2 separate regions of the Homo sapiens genome follow, and region 2 is linked to region 1. A link is a contact called in ENCODE Hi-C data. All regions are on one chromosome and are shown on one strand. The core of a region is the stretch at or near the end of the contact, and the rest is flanking DNA. Distances in the headings are between cores, read along the strand shown.

Region 1 (5,698 bases), core at 1,744-4,243:
ATAGAAACATCACCAATTCCTTGAAGACCCAGTTAAAATCATCCCTACCAGGAAGCACTTCCTGGTCTCCCCTATCACTTCTAATGAGTCCATTCCTTGTATGCTTATAAACTGGGCTTAACACTGCACCAGTGATTCTCAAACTGGGATCCACAGAACTCTGGGAGTTTTTGAGTTTCCTATGAAAACTTCAATTGCAGTTTTCCTTTTTATCATCTAAAATAAATTAATATAAGCATTTCCTGGAAATGGTCAACCACCTAATATGAGTACAATCAAGCAATTTGAGTGCCTACGCCTAAGTTGGGATATACAATAGTGTTGATGCTAATAGGCCTTCTTTAATTGTGACAAAGAAAGAATACATAATGAAGTGTTGTCACCAACTGAAGCCCATATAAATCACAGCACACCATAAAAACAAAGATTTTCCTATGGTTCAAAACAGTAAAATATTGGAAGACCTGTATCAAGGCATGGCAGCTCCCCAAAGACCTGGTGTTTGTCCCAGTACGCATTTTGTGAGCAGGCAAAAAAACAGTTTCAGGATGTTGTAAATTCGACTTTTACGGGTCTCATAATTATGTTTTAGTTTATTTTTTAATTTTGTACTCCTCTTCATCTAAAATCATCACTACAGAAGGTATACCCAGCTCTCATAATGATAAAAGTTTTTATGCCCACAAAGAGAAATAGCCAAAATACTCTTTCATTTTGAAATAAGATCACAGTGACAAATTGCAATTCTGTTTCCAATCTTGTTAACATCAGGGTGTTGTGTTACTGGGACATTCAGTACTATAAAGCGGTTCCATTTGTTTTATTAAACTTTCAATAAAGGCTTTGTGTTTGTTTATGCCCTTGAAATGAAAGATTTAAGCTCATTTAAAACAGTAAAACACCCACATAAAGGGTCATCTGCTATCCCCCTAACATCTGGCAAGTTCCAAAAAAGATGAGAACAAAATTAGCGTTGATATAAGCACAATTAAAATCTTCATCGTTGAAAAGCCATAATTTGTGCCAATCTGGAGATGATGAGAATAGAGAAGTGGTAGGTGAACAAGGAACTAGTTGCTGGAGGGGTCAGCTCCAGTCAGTAAAGAAATTAGAATTGAGAAGTGCCTTAAAAAGCCAAAATAGGGCAGAGAGGCAAGCAGGATTTCAGGCCATTACTGACATGAGCCTGAATTTGACCTGCTTACTCCTTTCTAACACTGACTCTCAAGTTCCCAACTTTTGCTGCGCCTACTTGGGATTTCCTTGCAGACTGCGTTCATATTATCCAAGACTGTTAGTGCTGTTACGGCGGTGGCAGGCACCACAGGCTGTCTGCCCACACCAACAGAACTAGCTGACACCCTGGATGAGATCTGTCAGACTTAAAAACTATTTTTAACTTCTGTGTAACTTTGAATTTTAAACTCTCAACAGTCAGAGCAATAATAGCTGAAACGTCCCAGGAGAATAACCACTCAATTATCGTAGGAGCTTTCTTGGAAACATGTGGCATGTTATTAACAGACGGTCATAATGAAAATGTTTCACAAGCGGGGAAACCGAGGAACACACAAACGACTAAAATCACATCACAAAATCTGAATACTAATGGAATTGGCTCACTCTCAGTTCTGTTTCCTATCCATTTTTTTTAAGCCCACCAGGAAATCTTGAGTCCGAAGTAAACACGGTTTTCTGGAGTGTGTCCTTCCAATGACAATGGTCATTCTAGTGCAATCTCGGGAGAAGACAGTGTAAGCCTCTCATAAGTTTAAGAAAGCGAGCTGCGTTTTACTTAACCCCTCTTTCTTCGGGGGGATGAAAAGACTCAGAAACAGGCATTTAAATGAGGCATGTCTAAAATTTTTTGATTTTTGAACATGGGAAAGTGAAGGAAAGATAAAAATATTACAGAGAAAGGGTACATTTTGATTACTGAAACCAAGACAGCTGGAAACCTGATTTCCAGAATCTGTTTGGGAACTTGAGGCAGATGTTTCTAGGAGAGATGAGAAATAAAGAAGGGTGGCGTCATTTACATGTCCAGTCCATTTTGGTGAAAGTCTTGGGAACGCATTATCACAATTCCTTTTAAAAATCATTTTGAGAAAATTTAAATAAGATGGCAAAAATACCAGCTGAGGGGGTGACGCCCCAAAGCTTTACCTTTTCCACTTTTGCCCCGATCTCCTCCCACACAAGTGGTGCTGGGATCGCGCCCCCAATTCCCCTGGCCGACGGCTCCGCTCGGCTCACAAGTGTTTCCCATTACTGCAGGCGGGACGCCGGGGAAATCGCTTTTGCCACAGAACTTGGAGAGTAGAGCGTGTGTGGAACGGGAACCCAATCACGTCCGGGCAGGGGAAAGTGGGAAAGGAAGAGCGCGGAGCCAGGCGGGGATCGGGGGATATGCGTCCGGCTGCCGGGCAAGAACTTCACCCCGATTTAACCTGCAGAGGAGAGGCGAGTAGTGCGGCACGGGAACGGGGCAAGGAGGAGGAAACTTTAGCAATGGAGGAAGGAGAACAGAAAGTGGCGAGCGAACTGCAGCCTGGCCCAAGAGCGGCCCGCTGCCGGCGGTCAGGCCGGGAGCCTTCATCCCGCGAATATGTGCAGGGCCCCCCCGCGACCCCCTCCTCGACTCCCACCTGGCAGCGGACCGGCCTGGAGCTGGAGGCGGGCTCGTCCCCGGCCTCTCCTCCTCTTCCTCTTCCTTGTCCCGGGAAGGACTTCGGGGAGCGAAGAACCGGGAGAAGCTGTGCCAGGGGGCGCTGCCCCTTCTGCGGCCGCTGGACATTTCCCGAGGGGGCCGCTGGCCCGGGGCTGTCTGAAGGGAACGGCCTAGGTGTTGCCTGGTGCCCGGAGCCCGACCGGGCGCCGCGGGATGCGGCTAGGGCAGACCGACTCGACGCGAGCTGCCAGCGCGGCTCAGTCTCTCTCGGGCAGGAGAAGTGCGGACGCGACGCGCTCCTCGCGCGGCAGCTCCTCACGCCGCTGCGGCTGCTCCTCCTCCCGCCCTCGCCCGGCGCGGCCCGCCCCACCCCGAGGAGGAGCCAGTGGCCGCGGCACCGCCCTGAGCCGGGCGCAGCCGCCACCGCTGGGGCGCTACGTGGTCCCCCGAAGGCGCCGGCCTGAGAGCCTGAGGGGAGTCGCCCAGCGTGCGACGCTAGGCTCGGGCTTACGGCTCAAACAAGTTCAGGCTGCAGCCTGTTGGGCTTTGCCTTCAATTACTTTCTGTGACCGTTGTGTTTTCTATTCTACAGTCAGAGCACAGAAACGGTTTTCTTCGGGCTTTTGAAAGAGGTTTATGAACTAAGGTTTGTGAAAACACTTGGCAAACTGCAGTACCGGGGCGCCCCGGACTTGCTGGGAGCTAAGAAACAGCTACCGCAAATACAGCTCCAACCCTGAGGGCGAAAGTCGCGTTAGCACAGAACCGGGCGGCGGGAGGGAGAAGGGGGTACCTGTCAGGCGGTCACCACCTCCCGGCGCGTTCTGCTGGCTTTCTGTGGTGTGACTTTTCCTAACCGCGCTGTGCTTCAGACTTTTCACACGCCATACTTCCCTGCGAACTCTTTCAAAAACGGCACTGATCAAAAAGTATGATTTCAAGCTTGTCAATGCTGCAACATATTTTGCAGTCGTTACACAGATGCCACTGAAATCTGGGAACCAAAGGGTGCTTAAGACTTGTTTTAAGTCTAAGTACAGTGGTATGGATTTTTCTTGGTTTTTCATACCCTATAGCAGCTAGTACAGGAGATACTGAGAGGCCCATTCACCCCAAGTGTTTTGTTTTTGTTTGAAGGCAAGCTGCCCCTGGAGTAGACGTCAAGGAAGTGATATGGCTTTTGTTCATTAAAAAATGTATACAAGTAAATGAGATAAAAATGAAATGTCCACAGCAGAGGGGAGCCTTGGAGTAATCTCCCCTCTGGCTTTCGGGTGCTGGAGGAGAAGGTTGCTCATAAGTAGATTGCATACCTATAAGCCCCAAGTCCTTTCAGCACCTGCTGGAGGCTATTGAGCCTCCCTGCCTCCCCACGCTGCCTCCCAGAAGCCCTCCAGCTCCTACTAACTGCAATAGAGCCAAGACACTCATTCTCATTTGTTCTGGCAGGATTTAACCCATTAAAGTTCAGTCAGCCCGATTTCCATCAATCGGGTTCATCTCAGTCTATCCCTCAAGATTAATCCTTTTTTACTCTTTGGTAAATTTTTCCTATTTCTCTGTGAGCCTAGTCTGAGAAAATAGAAAAAGACTAAGATAATAGACTAGAATAAGACAAGTTCCCAATTCTAGCTTTATTATTTTATAAGAGAATCTCCACTGAAGACCCACTTACCAAAAAGCCCAAAGAGAGTAATAAAGCAAACTGTTTCTTCCAGCTAAAAGGCCCAAATGATAATTTGTCTTCCCAACGTATTATTGAATGACTATCACATTTGTCCCTGACTTGTTCTGTGATCAAACCAGGCCCCAGTGCCTACCCAGAGGGTACTTCGTTCAGGAAGTTTTTCTTGGAATAAAAATGGGGGGGAGTCAATAGGATTTAATTAATGAATTATGGTTTTAACTAATAATATATCTAACAATACTCTGATCTCCACTCGGTAGCACAGCAAAGCACTTAAGTGAATGGTAAATACAAATAATGCCATGTTTACACTAAGACAAATTGCGTCTATGACAAAATAGCTTAAAGTCATAAAACAATGACCATTGAATTTTCCTTCATTTGCTTTCTGAGCACTTATTAGTTTTCTATATGTCCTACATTGTTATAACCTGAACTCATATGAACAAATTTCTAAATACTAAATTCTAAGATTGCATTAGGAAGCCTGTAAAAATGTCAAATTTTAGAGCTGTAAGGATCTTAGAGATACTAATTTAGCACAGTGTCATTAATTCACTGATCCAGTTATTCCCCGACGTTTAGTGAGTGCCTGCAGTAGAAGCACATCTACAGTGAAGCCGATGAGGCTCAAGTTTCTTGGCTCCCTGCTGGCACAGTCTCTTCCAGTGTGAACTCAGCAATGGGATCCATGGCCAGTTTTATCAAATTTACAAAAGTAAATGTTTTAATGTGATTAAGACCACAATCTCTTTTTTTTTCCACTTAGATGTCCACTTAGATTTTCTTTTCCACTTAGAGTTATCAAGAGCATTTGGGAATCTGCTAGGGAATTTCAGTTGGGAATATATTTAGTTTGGACTTAGTGGAATATATTTATGTGGTTTCCAGCCTCTCCAAAGTATAGTTATTTCTTAAATTCCAATTTGTTTGTAGCGCAGCTCACCAAGTATTACACCCAAGATGCAGAGCCAGAGGAGATATATTCTGTGGTCTCTGACACTGAAAATATGTGGGTAATAGAGGTGAGACAAGATTTGAAAGGTAAAGCAGCATCAGGTGTCATGTGGAAAATTATTCCAGGCATCAGAAGACAAAGTTTCAACAGGAAGGATTGCCTCCGATTGATGTAATTTCTCTCATAGCAATAATATATTCAATAATGCAGTATATTTAATTTTTTTTTTGAGACAGAGTCTGGCGCTGTCACCTTGGCTGGGGTGCAGTGGTGCAATTTCAACTCACTGAAACCTCCGCCTCCTGGGTTCAAGCAATTCTCCTGTCTCAGCCTCCAGAGTGGCTGGGACTACAGGCGCCCACCACCATGCCCAGCTAATTTT
Region 2 (5,392 bases), core at 1,525-4,024, 2.6 Mb before region 1:
GTAGAAGAACCAGAAGACTCTATTCTCCTGAAGCCAAGGAAAAGAACATTTCAAGGAGAGAATAATCAGTGGTATCAAGTAAAAGTGGGTGACAGCCAACCTCCCCCACCCACAAAAAAACCACAATGAATTTTATGACTTCTAAAGCACTTTCAGCCTAATTATAAAGTTGTAAACTAGATTACAACAGATTTTGGATGAAATGGGTGCCAAATAAGTAACAGATGTAGACAATTCTTTTCAGTAATTTTTCAGTAAGGAAAAACAGAATGAAAACATCAGACAGCTGAAAGAGAATAGAGCTGTTCTATATGTACATGCTTAATATAAGCAGATTTGTGCACTGGCTGGAAGGTTTGGACACCAGTCAACCAGCTATTTACCAACTCTAGCAATCTGAAAGGCCTTTCATGTAGCAATGACAATTGAAGGGACAGAATTACATCATTTTAAAACAATAAGGAGCCTTAAAAATAATCTAATCCACCCCTCCTCACATTATAAAGAAAGCAGAGTTGCCCATGGTCACACACACAACTCAGTGGTATTAAAATTTAGAATAAGAATTCAGGTCAGCTGGGCATGGTGGCTTATGCCTGTATTCCCAGCACTTTGGGAGGCCGAGGCAGGTAGATCACCTGAGGTCAGGAGTTCAAGACCAGCTTGGCCAATATACAAAAAATTAGCCTGGCATGGTAGCAGCCGCCTATAATCCCAGCTACTGGGACGCTGAGGGAGGAGAATTGCTTGAAGCCTGCAGGCAGAGGCTGCAGTGAGCCAAGATGGCGCCATTGCACTCCAGCCTGGGCAACAAGAGCGAAACTCCATCTCAAAAAAAAAAAAAACTCAGGTCTTCCACAACCTAGTCCATTAGACTATCTCATTTAACTGCCTCCTAAGATACAGATCAAAGGTGAAGAAAGCTTCTTCAGTTGAGTTCCACTAATCTACCAAGAAAAAGATAATGTCTATGTTCACATATACAGAACTTTAATTTTTTAGAAATGAAAGGCAGTATTTTACTTCTTTACTTTAAAATTTAGAAAAACTGAGAACTAATCATCAAATATCTATTGCTTTGTAACAAACATCAAAAGAACTTTAAATATTCTCTAATTAAATCTTTACTATAGCCTGAGAGGTAGATGTTTTCACCATTTCACAGATTAGAAAAACATGCATCAGATCAGTAAGGTCCCAAAGCCAGTAAGCGACACTCTATTTGGCTCTACAGTACCATCAATTAGGAAATGGAGGAGAAAATGAGAGAATAGCATAGGCTAGAGAATGGAAATGAGATGTTTATCAAAGTATAAAAGTAACCAGAACAGATTCGTTTACTAATGCCAACCTTAAAAATAAAGCCAAACAAAATCAGGCCTTTAGATAAATATTAATCCAAAAAATGTTTCAAGAAAATAACACCGATTCCCTTTGGAGAGGGGAACTGTGCAGCTGAGGACAGGGACTGAAGGAAGACTTTTCACAGTAAACTCTGTAACTTTTGGAGTTTAACCGTAACAGTGTATTGCTTACTCCAATAAATAAGAAAAAGGTTTAAAAAAAAAACTTCAAATATGTTTTAGTTCCTATCAAGTTTGTAATTGTTAGCACTCTACAATCCTCCAAGAGGCCACAGCAAAACTGAAATTTCAGAAAAAAAAAAAAATCCTAACTTGTGTTCTGAAAAAGGCAAGGCAGAGCTTATATTAAGGGGCAGAAAATTTGCCTTTGGGGATTGGGGGATCAGGAGGGGAGAAAAGCCTATTGCCTGCAACGATCAACTCAATTCCACTGCTATTTTTAGCCCATTTTTTTAGTCTGTTGCTAAGAAACCCTATTGCCTGAAGGCAATTTACTAATAGGAACTTACATGAAGCAGGAGAAACCGGTGATCCTGAAATTCTTTCCAATTAGGCCATTCTATTTTAATCAGTCCATTCTGGTGCCACTTGATAAAATATCTCCTTTCAATCTTTATGTAGCTCTACTGTGATGTTGTTGCACTTAACAGCAAAACAATCATTTATGAAATCTTAATGTAAGGCTTCTGCAAACCAGTATACCAGAAATGGAGAACCATAGTTCTGGACTCTGATTTTTCTATTAATAGTTGTCTTCATGAAAATACCGTGTATTCCAAACAATACCTTGCAAGGTAATTTTATATTTTAAGAGATCTGGTGCAGAGCATCGGAAAAAGAGTTGATAAAGCTATTATAGATAAAAAGCTGTGAACTGAAATTACGATTTGGGAATGAGACGAGAAGAGGGCTGAGACTGCTACTGCAAAACAACCCGGGGGGCGTGCGGATCAGAGCGAGATGTGGGCTGACGCAGAAATCAGCTCAAGATACAAATACGCCAAGAAAGGCTCGAAGCCGGCGGGAACCCTGACGCTTCGCATTTCTACCAACTCAGTTTAAGAAACCCCTAACAACGCAGATGTCATCGCTTCGTTAATTGGTGCCGACGATGAGCCACAGCGACCACGCTCAAACCGTTTCGACTGCAGCCAACCTAGATGTGCCATTTCCACCTAGTCTTCTGCCATCGCTATCTCCCCTATAACCTCAAATTCGTCCAAACTAAAATCTCGCTATGTTAGTGATAAGAAGTTCAGTGATGCAGCAGCCTTCTTCAGCGGTGAGCTCTTTCCTCACACATCTTTAAAAGTCCTTCTAATCCGTTGGTTTCTCGGGCACGCGGGCAGAAAACCGTGCTAACGGCCACAGAGGTTCAAGAGGTGCCAACGTGGCTATAACTGGAAAACTGGATCCGAAATCGACCAGTAAACTGGGTAGCTCGGTCTACGCCCCGCCCACCACCCTTGCTAGCCAATAGCCTTCACAACTCTTCTGCCACTCCCGCCCATTCCAGTGCTGTGCCGCTGCTTTTTCTTCCACTCGGATCTCTTGAGCGCCCTTAGCCCGCTGTATACGCGCCCCTCCTCGGCTTCAGTAGGCAAGAGGGCCATCTGCCCTTCTTTCCTGAAGGTAGAGGGGACAACACCAGCTACGACGGGGACTCCAGAAGTCCATCTCCCGAACAGCAGCGGGGCGAAAAGAAAGAAAAAGGGTTTCCGAAGACTCCTACTCACACCCACGCTTTCCCTTAACCCGGAAGTGATTTCCGCCCCTCCTCTCCCTCTTCGGTTGATACTGGAGGAGAAGGACGGCCAGGTCTGGCCCGGCATGCCCTGGGCTTCCGGTGACCTCTGGCCCTTTTCTGTCGTCCGCTCTCTCTGCCTAGCGTGCTCGCTCGCTCATTGCTTTCCTTCCCTCCCTCGGTCTTCCTTCGCACGCTGTTTGGTGATTGTGGCGCTCGCGACAGACAGGGAGGCGGTGGCAGAGGACACTTGTCATGGCCGCCTCTAAACCTGTGGAGGCAGCGGTGGTCGCAGCCGCTGTACCGAGCTCCGGGAGTGGGGTGGGCGGCGGCGGGACTGCGGGCCCGGGCACGGGGGGGCTGCCGCGATGGCAGCTGGCTCTGGCGGTCGGGGCACCCCTGCTGCTGGGCGCGGGTGCCATATACCTGTGGAGTCGGCAGCAACGGCGCCGGGAGGCCAGAGGCCGGGGCGACGCCAGCGGCCTGAAGCGCAACAGCGAACGGAAGACCCCGGAGGGCAGGGCCAGTCCGGCCCCGGGCAGCGGACACCCTGAAGGTCCCGGTGCTCACTTGGACATGGTGAGAAGCAGCCCCAGGCCGTAGAGGAGGAAACTGGCTCGTGCAGCTTTTCCTTGGCGGGTTGTGTCAGTGAGGGGGCTTCCCATCAGACGGAAGCTGCCAAGCGGCAGCACAACACTTGGGTTTAGGGAGACTCATTTCTGGCTGCCAGTGGAGGGCATAGAGTAGCTCGATGACAGGTTACTGGCATTCTTTGACAGTTTGCTTTTGGTTTCAGAAAAATCCTTTGCTTTTCTTCTCAGTGACACAGCATTTATCCCTAGTGTTGTAGATGGGAGTGGGGCATTTGCAAATGTGATGATTGTATTTAATAAGTGAAGGAAGCTAAATTCGATTAACAATTGGTACATCGTGATACGAACTGTTTCTGTGATTTCCAAAGCCTACAACCTAATCGCTAAGAGCCTTTTAATAATGAGCCACTCCCCCTTTTGGAGTGTGTTTTTGCTGGGGGTAAGTGGGCAACTACAGTGACGGTTAGTTGACAAAAGCAAAACAAAAACAAAAACGATTAGATGGCTTTCTACATAGAAAAAGAAAGACTACACAGGTTCTAAAGAGTGAAATGGTGTTCAGTGGCATTTGTTTTACAGCCTCTGAACTGTAAGCAGAACTGTCAAGCTCCCAAGGCTCGTCCTCTCTCAGCAACCCCGAAGCCCCCTTGGCTGCAAGCACTCAGCGCCCGTAACCTCTCCTGCCATGCCCCAGCCCCAAGGTGTCCTTTTGCACTCCGGACCCCTTGGCCTTTGTCAGAAAACGCTCTGCACTGCACTGTCCCCTCTTGCTGCACAAGAGTAGCGGCCACAGCAATGCTCACCAGGCTTGGTTGCACACAGCCCCCTGCCCCAGGTCCAGGCCTACACACACATACAAAAAAAAAAAAAAAAAAAATGGGAGTGACTTCTTAAACTTTTTGATTGGAAGCATCTTAAATTCAGTTTTTCCATTTCACCTGGAAATGTACATGACCAAGCCTAATATGCATGATACAGTTTCTCTGATGTGAGGCCAAGCATTGGATTATTTAGTGAACTGCTTTGTATGGTTTTGGTGAACTGACTGTTAAATCCTTTTGGTATCTGACAGCTGTGCAGAGAATTAGTCTGGCTGCATTTGACAATACTGGGATTGGGTGTGGTGGATTTTCTCTGGGTCTGGAGTTGTTCAATGGTAGTACCAGAGTAAGTCGAGGTCAGAGAAACGTTTGGTCAAATATCTCCCAGTTTTATACATAAGTATATACAGTTGGTCAAGTAACTTCTAATTGTATCCAAGTGTATACACTTAAATATGTATGCAAGTCATTTCCATATTATACTATTCAGGTTGAATTTTTTTTTTTTTTTTGAGATGGAGTCTCACTTTGTTGCCCAGGCTGGAGTGCAGTGGTGCGATCTCAGCTCACCACCACCTCCGCCTCCTGGGTTCAAGCAGTTCTGCCTCAGCCTCCGGAATAGCTGGGACTACAGGCGCGCGCCACCATGCCCCGCTAATTTTTGTATTTTTAGTAGAGACGGGGTTTCACTGTGTTGGCCAGGCTGGTCTTGAACTCCTGACCTCAGGTGATCTGCCCATCTTGGCCTCCCAAAGTGCTGGGATTACAGGCGTGAGCCACCGCGCCCGGGCGAAGATATTTTTACTAGGATGTCAAATTAGCTTTAAAGGAAGTTTTGGTGTAGGAATGAACAAACTAGTATCTGCAGTG

What was found. Hi-C counts contacts between places; a loop is a spot of excess contacts on that map. Pooled maps may share reads with other maps.
Region 2: a loop to region 1 is called in a pooled map, with 7 times the contacts of the local background. The contact joins the promoter of LNP1 here to the promoter of CRYBG3 in region 1. A Hi-C loop is called at or near these places in 5 of 50 pooled maps.

What each region holds. Positions count from the first base shown.
Region 1 is chr3:97,819,306-97,825,003 of GRCh38, reverse strand. It overlaps CRYBG3 (crystallin beta-gamma domain containing 3), which reads right to left and starts at 2,993. Exons shown (of 22, transcript NM_153605.4): 1 at 2,649-2,993. The coding sequence starts at 2,797. LOC101929298 (a long non-coding RNA gene) reads left to right here and starts at 3,228. Exons shown (of 3, transcript XR_427389.3): 1 at 3,228-3,317. RefSeq lists a silencer at 2,847-3,216.
Region 2 is chr3:100,398,921-100,404,312 of GRCh38, reverse strand. It overlaps LNP1 (leukemia NUP98 fusion partner 1), which reads right to left and starts at 2,774. Exons shown (of 4, transcript NM_001085451.2): 1 at 1,874-2,774. It overlaps TOMM70 (translocase of outer mitochondrial membrane 70), which reads left to right and starts at 3,224. Exons shown (of 12, transcript NM_014820.5): 1 at 3,224-3,687. The coding sequence starts at 3,364. RefSeq lists silencers at 2,756-2,835, 3,446-3,525 and enhancers at 2,896-2,985, 2,996-3,045, 3,096-3,205, 3,887-4,806.